Linked DNA regions of Homo sapiens: region 2 is linked to region 1. The links are chromatin contacts, found by Hi-C or POLR2A ChIA-PET in ENCODE. All regions are on one chromosome and are shown on one strand. Each heading gives the region's core, a stretch centred on a gene start or an enhancer-like site at or near the end of the contact. The rest is flanking DNA. Distances are from core to core; before and after follow the strand shown. Region 1 holds the start of ZFYVE9 (zinc finger FYVE-type containing 9). Region 2 holds the start of SCP2 (sterol carrier protein 2).

The links. Hi-C counts contacts between places; a loop is a spot of excess contacts on that map. ChIA-PET counts read pairs that join two places held with the same protein, here RNA polymerase II (POLR2A). Pooled maps may share reads with other maps.
Region 2: a loop to region 1 is called in a map of B cell, with 4 times the contacts of the local background. The contact joins the promoter of SCP2 here to the promoter of ZFYVE9 in region 1. A Hi-C loop is called at or near these places in 1 of 168 maps with a recorded cell type or tissue (B cell), 1 of 37 single-sample maps with no recorded cell type and 13 of 50 pooled maps. POLR2A ChIA-PET finds 5 or more read pairs at or near these places in 2 of 52 experiments (MCF 10A and activated T-cell).

The regions. Positions count from the first base shown.
Region 1 is chr1:52,138,012-52,143,826 of GRCh38, reverse strand. It overlaps ZFYVE9 (zinc finger FYVE-type containing 9), which reads right to left and starts at 1,738. Exons shown (of 19, transcript NM_004799.4): 1 at 1,424-1,738. LOC107984956 (collagen alpha-2(I) chain-like) reads right to left here and starts at 4,108. Exons shown (of 5, transcript XM_047439476.1): 1 at 4,027-4,108; 2 at 2,538-2,634; 3 at 2,346-2,392; 4 at 1,424-2,050. The coding sequence starts at 4,108. RefSeq lists a silencer at 1,079-1,938.
Region 2 is chr1:52,925,383-52,930,850 of GRCh38, reverse strand. It overlaps SCP2 (sterol carrier protein 2), which reads right to left and starts at 3,575. Exons shown (of 16, transcript NM_002979.5): 1 at 3,386-3,575. The coding sequence starts at 3,454. It also overlaps the pseudogene LOC100652967. RefSeq lists enhancers at 3,153-3,242, 3,253-3,312, 2,965-3,480 and a silencer at 3,533-3,812.

The DNA of each region.
Region 1 (5,815 bases), core at 489-2,988:
CCCTAGATGGAGACCCCATGCTGCATAGAAGGTTAAGTCAGGGATCTTTTAGGTAGTTACCCATATTCTTCTGTTTTAATTGATGAATTCAACATGGTTCCAATGTAATTTAGTAAAATATTTTTACAGGTCTTATACAAATGACAATGTAAAATGGAACAGTCAGATAATTTTAAACCTAATATACAGAAATAATAATTTTAAAAATCACTGTCAGTACGAGCCCATTATAAACCTGTACTGTTTACAATCTGTGAGATTATGGGTGATTTCTCCTATTATTAAATATTTATTAAGAGCCAACATGGTACCTTTCTATAATTCCCAAGTTTTCTACAATAAGCATATTTTTTCATGATTATAAAAGTTTTGCAAGTACCTATAAGTCTTATAACTTTCACATACATAACAGGAAAACAAGAATAACCTGTAATCACATTTCTCACAAAACATAAATATCTGACTTACGGTATCAAACTGTAATCAGTAGCATTTTCAACATTAATATCAGAACAAATCATTTTATTTCTAAAATTTAGCATGTATCCCATTTCCTTCAGGTATTTATTAGGGTAGCTGGCACTTAAAGAGGACTTAAAATCCTTTTGCCAACTATTCTCTGGATCTCTTTAAGTGGAACATTTTTGTACCGAACACTGAAGCATAAAAATATTTCTTCTGGCGGGGTGTGGGGGGCAGACCTTTGTAAAAGACGTTTTTATAACTGTGAGTGTTTATCTACAAAACTTAGCATCGCAAAGATGCGATGGGGCTTTCTCCAAGGCAGACCACGCTTAGAGGCAAGATATAATATAAAGAGGCAGGAATGAGCAACCGGCAGGTGATGAAATTTCACCTCAAATAAGACGCAAAAGGTTGTTCTCGAGCAAGCCAGATCCATGAATGACACTCCAGGAGTAGCAGGGGCTCTCTTGGTCCCGCACTCTCTGCACCCCCAATTCTCACCCTGGCCTTCCTCTCCTCCCCCTTTCCCCGCCACAACCGGGATTCTGAGGGACTCGGTATGGGACGCGTGGAAGCCAAAGCTTGTTTGCAAACAGGCGTCATCTGCCTCCCTCCGGGATGTACGTGCAGGGCCCGGGCTAAGAGGCTGCGCTCGGCCCGGGCCCATGCAAACCCGAAAGGCGGCCGTGCTCCTGCCGGCCCCCAGCTCCACACACCCGGCCGCGCCGGAACCGAGGCCGGAGCGAGGGCTTCCCAACGGCGCGGGGCCTAATCGCCCCCCACGGCCTTCAGCCTCCCGGGGGACGCGGGGAGAAAGGGCTGAGGCCCCAGGACCGCAGGGTGGGGGAGGCGACCGCAGTGGCAGGACGCCCCGTCCGCCCGGCCCGCGGTCTGCCGCCAGGGCCCCCACAGGCGGCGGGAGGCCGGCGAGCCCCGGACCACGCCGCGCCACACTCACCTCGAGCAGCGGCCGCCTCCGCTTCAGCATGGCCACGGGGGTCGTCCCTGAGCCGAAAGCCTCCTCCGGAGGGCACCGGCGCGGCCCCAGGCGCCGCCGCGAAACCTCCCACTCCTGTAGGAGCTGCGGTAGCCGCAGCTGCGGCTGCTACTGCTGCTAAGGCCCGGCACCCGCCCAGCCGCATCGGCGCCCGGGCCGCGGCAGCCACGCGGATCCCGGAGGAGCGCCGCCGAGCCGGGCCGGGGGCGCAAGGCTGCGGCGGGACGACCGAGGTGCGGCAGGCGGGGATCCTCAGCGAAGCCTCCAGCGTCGGGTGGCCGCTCCTGCCGCCGGCGCCGCTGGGCCACAGCGCCCCCTGGACCCCACGTCCGGCTACGGCGTCGGGACTGCGGCGGCCGCGCTGGGCACGAGCCGCAGGGAACGCTAAGGAGCGCGGCCTGGGGGCGGCGAGGGCCCCGTGCTCCCTGCGTAGCCCGCGGCCCGCGGCCGGCCCGGGACTCCGCTTCCCGGGAACCGGAAGCCCCTCAGTTCCCACCAACCCCTGGCGTTCCCCGCCCCCGCCAGACCCGAGCACCTTTTCGTTCTCTCCCGAAGATACGTGAACGTTCTTGTCACTCGGACCCGCACCTGAGAGCAGGAATATAAGGGAATCTCCGTTTGACTCTCACGGTTTCGGGGGTGGCAGGGAGACCCCCTTCTAATTCCTTTAATGCGTCTGGATGAAAGAAGAGTGACCCAGAACAAACCTTTTTTTCAAACATACACACTCGTCTCCCAAAACAGACGAAGGAATTGTCTTTGACCTTAACTTGTTTTTTTATCTACTGTGTAGATCATTAAGAAATTTTCTACAGATATCAACCAAACCCTTAACACCTAAACCACCACCCCCACAAAACAAAAATGAAAAAAAAATACATACATATATATATATGCCAAGCCAGAGAAGAGAATAGCCAACGGGTTGTCCTGAAATTCATAAACAACTTAAAGGTAAGCAAAGAATCACCCATCTTTTACTAACATCCTCTCCCTCCCAACCTCTTCTCTCCCACCTTTCCACCCCTCATCCCAGGCAAATCCTAGTAAGGCTCTGAAGGAAGGAAATTATTACACAGTGGGGGCTATGGAATCATTCTGTTTACAGATGCCCCATATTTGATCCCAGTCAGCCTCTAGGGTGCAAACATCAGAACCAAAAACAAACACGACTGTCAGAGGGGAAGTAGGGAAAGAAAATTCTCCAAATCCTCTGATCCCTAAATTTTCCAAATACACTTTTTTAACAGAGTGGTATACTAGAATGTGTAGTGATTTTGGTGTCAGACACATACCAACACTACCAGTTCCAGTTCTGTCATGTATATATAGCTTTATGACCCTGGGGAAGTTATGTAACATTTTTGAACTTCAGTTTTCTCCTGCCTGCCTTGCTGGTTGTTGAAGATTGGAGATAAAGAGACTGGCCCATAGAAGATACTTAATAAATGTTAGTTACAATTTTTATTGGTTCCAGTTCTTTTTCTTAGGCTCAATTTTGTACTCCTCTGTTTTTGTTTCTCATTCTCTCTCTCTCTCTCTCTCTCTCTGTGTGTGTGTATGTGTGTGTGTATGTGTGTGTGTAACTGTATTTCTGTCAAAAGATAGATGCTCCATTCTTCATCCTCCCTAGTCTGGGTGAAATTTCCCTAAATTTCACTAATGGGTTTATGTAACACCCCTCCATGGAAGAATAGAGCCTCATACACTGGATCCTATGACATTCTGTTGCACAGCAGATAGCAGCATGCAACCAGTATTTTTTATGTATAAAAAATGTTATAAGGCAATCTCACCTTACCTTAGGTTATGGCCTAATGATGATAAATAATAGAAACTACAAAAGGTCTCCAGGAATCATTCATTTAATAATTGAGCAGCCACCATGGAGAAGATGTCACCTAGTAGCTCTCTTAATGAAAGCTGTTCCTGCATAATCCTAAGTGTGCCTTTGCCACATACTCCTGAGTCACAAAAAAATCACTATGCCCTTTCTATAACAAGAGAAACTGGGGCTCAAAGGGAAACCATGATTCATCCTCGCAGTGATTCTATGAGTTAGGTCCTATGCTACCATTTTACATGTGAAATATATCCAACCTAAGGAAGAGCTGGAAGTAGACCCTGAGATTCCCTTCAGTCCCCAACCTGATGCCCCAACAGTCCTTTCAACAATATTAACAAAATGCTGTAAGGGTCATTTGTTGCTAAAAAATGTTTAGTCAAGGGAAAAGGGCCCTTCAACTGATTGAGATCATTAGCGCTGTAACCTAATATTAGCACTGTATTTTTCATGCCTAGATCACTGCCACCACAGGAAACCTGCATTTGTTTATGAATAATCATGCAACCCAGGGCATAGCTACTACATGAAGAAGATGATTCATTTGTTCCCAAGACCAGTTTCCTCTTGCTTCACACTTTCTCTCCTTGTTGCTGAAAGCAGCTGCCTTTATCATCACAACCTCCCCGCTGATCGGAGTAGTCCACTTTAAATCATTTCATCCTCTTCAATTTCATTCCATCGTTTTCAGTTTGCCCTCTGCTTCTAAAATGTCTCTCACCTGTTTTCCTCTCTTGTACTGTAAATCTCTTGTTCATTTTAATCTCCCTTGGGCTTCTGTCAATTGATTTGGCTACCCTCATCTCAATTTTTCATTGATTTCCCCTATTAGCTAGCAACCGTAAAATGTCTATTCCCAACCTGGTAGACCTCCCCACTTTCATTTTTATACTGTCTACATCCTGTAGAAAGCCAATATTCTAAGAATCTTTTTTCAACTGAGTTTAAGCACTAGCACCCCAAGCAAAATATTCTTTGCTCTTTAAAATTAGTTTTTAAAATTCAGGCCAAAAAGATACCCGTTTCCTGACTTGGCGAATGGCACCATCATCCACCCAGATGCCCAAGCCAAAAATCTTGGATTCATTCTTAACTCTTGTGTCTTTCTCCTGGGCAAGTAGTTACAAAGCCTGATAAATTTTACTTTTTTGCTTTTTAAATTTCTCTTCTCCTGTCCAACTCCACTGCCACTCACTTTGGTCTAGGATATATGCTCAATAAATTATAAGTGAACTGAATGAAAAAAAGGAAGAATTGATGAATGCATATTCTATTTGGATATAAGAGTAAATACTGGCCGGGTGCAGTGGCTCATGCCTGTAATCCCAGCACTTTGGGAGGATGAGGCATGTGGATCACCTGAGGTCAGGAGTTCAAGATCAGTCTGGCCAACGTGGTGAAACCCTGTCTCTACAAAAATACAAAAATTAGCCAGGCATGATGGCGAGTGCCTGTAATCCCAGCTTCTTGGGAGGCTGGGGCAGGAGAATCGCTTCAACGCCAGAGGCAGAGGTTGCAGTGAGCCAAGATCGCACCATTACACTCCAGCCTGGGCAACAGAGCAAGACTCAGTTTCAAAAAAAAAAAAAACAAGTAAATACTGTATAAAAGTTTGTTTAAAGGAAGACACAAAACCCCTTCCATGCTCCTATTAATCCTTGTGCTTCCCAATTTGTAACTACTCATCACTCTACAGTCAGTATCTATTTACTTATATGTCTCCCCTACCAAATTGTAAGCCCCTGTTTGACAGGTTCAGTGTTTGATTCATATCTGTGTCCCTAGAACCAGTCTCAGCACAAAGTACACCCCAGAGGATGTTAAGCTGAACTGAACTTCCCTCATCAGACTGTAGATAGCCTGCATCCCACATGCTCAGTGACTTTTTAGAACTTTTCCTTTAAATTTCAGGGCCCACAAAAAATAAGACTCCCGGCCGGGCACGGTGGCTCACACCTGTAATCCTAGCACTTTGGGAGGCCGAGGTGGGCAGCCCACGAGGTCAGGAGATCAAGACCATCCTGGCCAACATGGTGAAACCCTGTCTCTACTAAAAATACAAAAATTAGCCAGGCATGGTGGTGTGTGTCCGTGATCCCAGCTACTCAGGAGGCTGAGGCAGGAGAATCACTTGAACCCAGGAGGCGGAGGTTGCAGTGAGCTGAGACTGTGCCACTGCACTCCAGACTGGGCGACAGAGCGAAACTCCGTCTCAAAAAGAAAAAAAAAATTACCAGGCATGGTGGCAAGAGCCTGTAGTCCTGGCTACTTGGGAGGCTGAAGCAGGAGGATCGCTTGAGCCCAGGAATTTGAGGTTACAGTAATCTATGATTGCCCCACTGCACTCCAGCCTCAGAGACAGAGTGAGACCCTGCCTCTAAAAATAAAATAAAATTATTTTTAAAAAATTAGCAAAGCAGTTCTCATTCTAGGAGATGAGGATATGTAACTAATCAAATATAAATATATGGACAAAGATAGATGCAAAAAGATGTTAATTGTAGGTTTTA
Region 2 (5,468 bases), core at 2,326-4,825, 790 kb before region 1:
CATGGAAAGAGCACAAGATTTTAAGAAAGGCAGTTCCAAAACTTAAAAGCTGCACCAAAATAAAGTACTTAGCCCCTCTGAGCCTCAGAGTCAGATAATTGAATGGATATAAAAATCCATTACGTGGTGAGAATTAAATAATGTAATATTTTTCAAACTGAAATTTGAACTTATTAGATTATGACCAAATCAATTTAGCAGGTTGTGAGCAGCACTTTTTTTTTGAGACAGAGTCTCACTCCCATTACCCAGGCTGGAGTGTGGTGGCTCAAACAGGACTCACTGCAGCCTCAACCTCCCAGGCTCAGGTGATCCTCCCAGATAAGCCTCCCGAGTGGTTGGGACTATAGGTGTGCGCCACTAAGCCCAGCTAATTTTTCTTATTTTTAGTAGAGAAGGGGTTTTGCCAATATCGCCCAGGCTGTTCTCAAACCCTGGGCTCAAGAGATACACCCACCTCAGCCTCCTAAAGTACTGAGATTTCAGGCATGAGCTACCACATCCAGCCAAGCAGCAATTTTTTTTTTTTTTAAGATATACTTTAGGGATACCAAGAGTTCATCACATGTAATAAGCGTTGCTTTAACAAATTGTTTCAGTTGTTACAAATAAGTTTTGTATGTGTGTACTGGATTGTGATGTAAGATGTATTTCATGAAATTACCATACATAAAAGTACTAGAAAACTGAAGTGCTAAATTACATGTTCTGACTATAAGGTCACCAGAATTTCAAAAAAGGTGACCAGTGTAACTTAGAGTAGTCTGAGGAAGTTTTAAGAAGGTATGGGACTTAGCCTAGTTCTTGAAAGATAAGTAGAATTTAAGTAGATGAAAAGAGGGTATATCAGGAGATAGGCAGCATAAGTGAAGAGGCTTGCTGTCAGCCAGACGGCAGCTGTGACTTAGTTGTGTTAAAACCTGTTGACGGCCAGGTGCGGTGGCTCACGCCTGTAATCCCAGCACTTTGGGAGTCCGAGGCGGGTGGATCACGAGATCTGGAGGTTAAGACCATCCTGGCTAACACGGTGAAACCCCATCTCTACTAAAAAATACAAAAAATTAGCCGGACGTGGTGGTGGGCACCTGTAGTCCCAGCTACTCGGGAGGCTGAGGCAGGAGAATGGCGTGAATCCAGGAGGCGGAGCTTGCAGTGAGCCAAGATCGCGCCACTGCATTCCAGCCTGGGCGACAGAGCAAGAATCTGTGTCAAAAAATAAAATAAATAAAAATACAAAAAGTAGCTGGGCATGGTGGCACACACCTGTAATCCCACCTACTTGGGAGGCTGAGCAGAAGAATCACTTGAACCTGGGAGGCAGAGGTTGCAGTGAGCTGAGATCGCCCCACTGCACTCCAGACTGGGGGACAGAGTGAGACTCTGTCTCAAAAAATAAAAATAAAGTATTATGATAAATTATAACAGTAATATATGGTAGAAATGAGACCCATCTAGTAGTAAGTAGTGAGACCCTGTCTCTACAAAAAAAATTTTTTTTTAATTAGCCAGGTATGGTAGAATGCCTGTAGTCCTAGCTACTCGGTAGGATCGCTAGAGTCCAGGAGTTCAAGGCTGCAGTGAGCTATGATTGCACCACTGCCTTCCCATCTGGTTGACAGAGCAAAACTCCGTCTTCCAAAAAAAAAAAAAAAAGTGTTACAGTGTTGTCTAGTCAATATTTCTCCCTCCTCCATCAAACTCTGTCCCAAGGTGCAGAAGACCAGACCTATAGCAAAGTACACTGGCCAGATAGGCACATCATTAATGGCACTACCCAAACTCCTCACCACTTTCCTCTGGACTGTAACACCTCCCCGACCTCTACCTCCCAACTTGAGGAAAAAGGAATACATCTATTTCCCAAAGGTTTAGACAACTGTGCTTTTCCATACAGCACATATAATCAGGCATTCAGCAGCCAGAGGAAGGTTTGACTGCATTAATACCTTACTTCGAAAGATCCTACTGTCCACCTGTGTTAGAAGCCTCCCCTTCTGTGAAACACTAGGATGATGTCCTTCCGCTTCATAAGGTATTGGTCCACTTTTCCATTTCCATGGATATTTTTTGTTTTTGTTGAGACAAGGACTGACTCTATGGCCCAGGCTGGGGGTGCAGTTGCGTGATCTCAGCTCACTGCAACCTCCATCTCCCAGGCTCAAGCAATCCTCCCACCTCAGCCTCCCGAGTAGCTGGCGTGTGCTACCATGCCCGACTAATTTTCGTATTTTTAGTAGAGACGGGGTTTCACCATGTTGGCCAGGCTGGTCTCGAACTCTTGACCTCAGGTGATCCACCCGCCTTGGCCTCCCAAAGTGCTGGGATTACAGGCGTGAGCCACCGGCCCCGGCCTATTTACATGTTGGACTGAATTAGGTACGCTCAGCCCACTGGTAAAATAATAAACATTTTAGGGCTGTTTTCTCAGAAATAGAACTCTCCCTAGGAACTCTTTCACAAAGCATATCCATTTAGTATTGTTCAACTAACATTCACTGAGGGTCTTCAAGCATCAGGAACGTTCAGGGCGAGGGGCACAGCAGTGAATAAGCCAGGTACCCAGTCTAGAGGAGCTGCCATGCTAAGAGGGCGCGCAGACGCCTATGAGCTTTAGTACTGCCCGGTACTGCCGAGCACAGTAAGTGCAGGACAGAGGTAAGCACAGTGCAAGGCTCTAGGGGAAAGTCAGGAGGATCCGAGGCGTCCTGGAGAAGATCCGATCTGAACGGATCCTTTCAGGATGCACAAAAGTTAACAGGTGAAGATACACGGTACAAACAGAACAGAAGCAAAGCAACAGAGGCATCAGACAACTGCGTCCGGGGAGAAACGAAAGGCAGTTTGGCATTAAGGAGCATGCGGGCGATGAGGGGAAAACGGCCGTGGGAGCCTGCGGCGTCCGGGTCCCAAGCAGTCACTGGAGGGACAGAGGGAGGCCGGAATCTGCCACTCGGGCCGAGGCGCTGGGCATCAGGAGCGTTTCTCCTCGCCATCCACATCTGGAGCTGTCTCTGTGAGGGCTCCTGTGGGGGCTGTTCCTGGGAGGGCCGAGCAGGCGGCATTCGCGACCTGCCTCCCTCCGGGGCAAGCCAGCCCACACACCTCGGGACTCCGCTCAGAATCTAAAGAGGTGAGATCCTTGGATTATCTCGGGGCTGCTTCATGAACTCTGACCAGAAGAAAAGGGAAGGAGGAAGCAGAAGGCCGCAGGAACCAGCCCGAGACGCTATGACCCCAGAGATTCCGCAGAGTACAAGCCACCAAGTCGCCACGCCGATGACCCACGCGCGGAGCAGTCGAAGCTAGGAGACCGGAGGGACAGAGAAACCCAGGCACCGACCGCCCCCGAGCCTCAGAGGGCCAGCAGGGCCGCTGCTCGGTTTACCTTGGTCATGCCAACCCCCACCACGAACACCCGGCGCAGGGTCGCAGGCTCCCACGGGGAAGAGGACATGGCTGCACCAGTGCGGGACCGGGGCGGGCGCCGCGGACGACTGCCGGCACTGACAGGCGGAGACTGCACCAGAGCTCCCTGAAGCCCGAAGCCAGGGCCGCGGGCGGCAACACAGGCGCGTGAGAGTGCGCGTGCGTAGGGGCAGGAGGAGGGGGCGGGGTGGGGCGCGTCCTGTGGGGCGGGGAGCGTTCTCTAGCCCTTAGGCAGCCGAATCCCTAATTTGCGGACTTGGGCATGGGACTGAGTCAACCTGTCCCCATCTCTGATCCTGTGCTTAGGTTCTGTACGGTGAGCGGGAGTAGGCTTGCAGTGGGGCCTAAGACTGAGAGGAGGGGTTGGCCGGAAAGCGGACTCATGAAAGGTGACCCTGAGGAGAGCCGTTGGGGTTCGTGTTGGAATTGGCCTGTGTCCTGTTAGCGGTGGCAGTTGAGAGTGAATTCATGAATTTAAACTCACAGGACACCAAGAAAGCGGGGATGGGCAGGATCTCACACATGGATACAATGTCTAAATCAAAAAACCCAGGCTCCGTCACCAGCTGCGTGACCTTTTTAATCTTGTGAACAAAAGTTCTCCGAAAAGGAATTTGGAAGACAGAGACTTTATTCCAGCAAACCGGGGAGAAACAGCCTTCCATGTTTATTGGAGACCGGAGTCTCGCTCTGTCGCCCAGGCTGGAGTGCAATGCCGCGAACTCGGCTCACTGCAGCCTCCGCCTCCCAGGTTCAAGCAATCCTCCTGCCTCAGCCTCCCGAGTATCTGGGATTACAGGCGCGCGCCACCACGCCCCGCTAATTTTTGTATTTTTAGTAGAGATGGGGTTTCGCCATGTTGGCCAGGCTGGTCTGGAACTCCTGACCTTAGGTGATCTACCCACCTTGGCCTCCCAAAGTGCTGGGATTACAGGCGTGAGCCACCGCGCCCGGCTCCCCGGTTTATTTTATCTTATGTAAAAATGCAGATTCATTGAGCTAGATGAATGCATAAGTGACTATTTCTCTACCCCCCTCACATGTGAAGGTTGATCAAAGACTCAGAAGAATGCAACCGTTTGCCTCTTATCTACCCACATCTTTTTAAAATTTATTCATCTTTCCCCAATATCTGCCCCTTCCCCTATAAAAACTGAAGCCCTCAAAATCATCTTTGGAGAAAGGCACGGACCTGTCTCCAAAGATGATGCACGTCCTTAAACTTGGCAAAATTAACTTCTAAATTAATTGAGATCCGTTTCATATACTTTTCGGTTTGCAGTATCAGCATTTAGAAAGGCTCTCCTAGAAGATTCTAAGGATTGCTTCTTGGCCATTTGGCTAAGATCAAGTTTAGGAGATTCTAAGAAGCCCCCTCTGTGCTAAGTAAAGAACTACTGAGCTAGGACTAGACCAACTTAGTAAAATTGCTGCGCTCAGTGATGCACGCCTCCCATCTGCTCAGGAGGCTTCGGCAGAAAGATCACTTGAGCCTGGGAATTCAAGGCTACAAATGTGCTATGATTACACCTCTGAATAGCCACTGCACTCCAGCCTGGGCAACATACCAAGACCACGTCTCTAAAAAACCAAAACGAAACAAAAAAAAAAAAAAAAGAAAAACAAACACAAATCAGGGCACTGACATGTACAGTTGTTTCTTGAAACTGATGGACTGACAAGACAGCAATATGATTGGTGGATCAGACAAAGTTACCAACCTAATAGAACAACAAGTCCTAAGGTCAAGATTAATTGTTATGTAACAAATCCTGGCTGTCCACTGGATATTGCTTTCAAAATAAGAGTCCATAGAGGGCAGAGGGGATAGATAGTAATATAAAAGGTATTTGTTAATACCGAAAAGACTGAGAAAAAACACTTCCCTTTCCAATGTGAAGGACTAAATAATCCAAACTTTTCCCACTATAAAACACAGACTTTTCTAAGTCATTGGATGTGGGGCTCTGGGGTAGCCTGAGCTGTTTGTCCCACACCAAGATGCTTCAAAACATTATTAAAAATGTTTGGATCCCCATGAA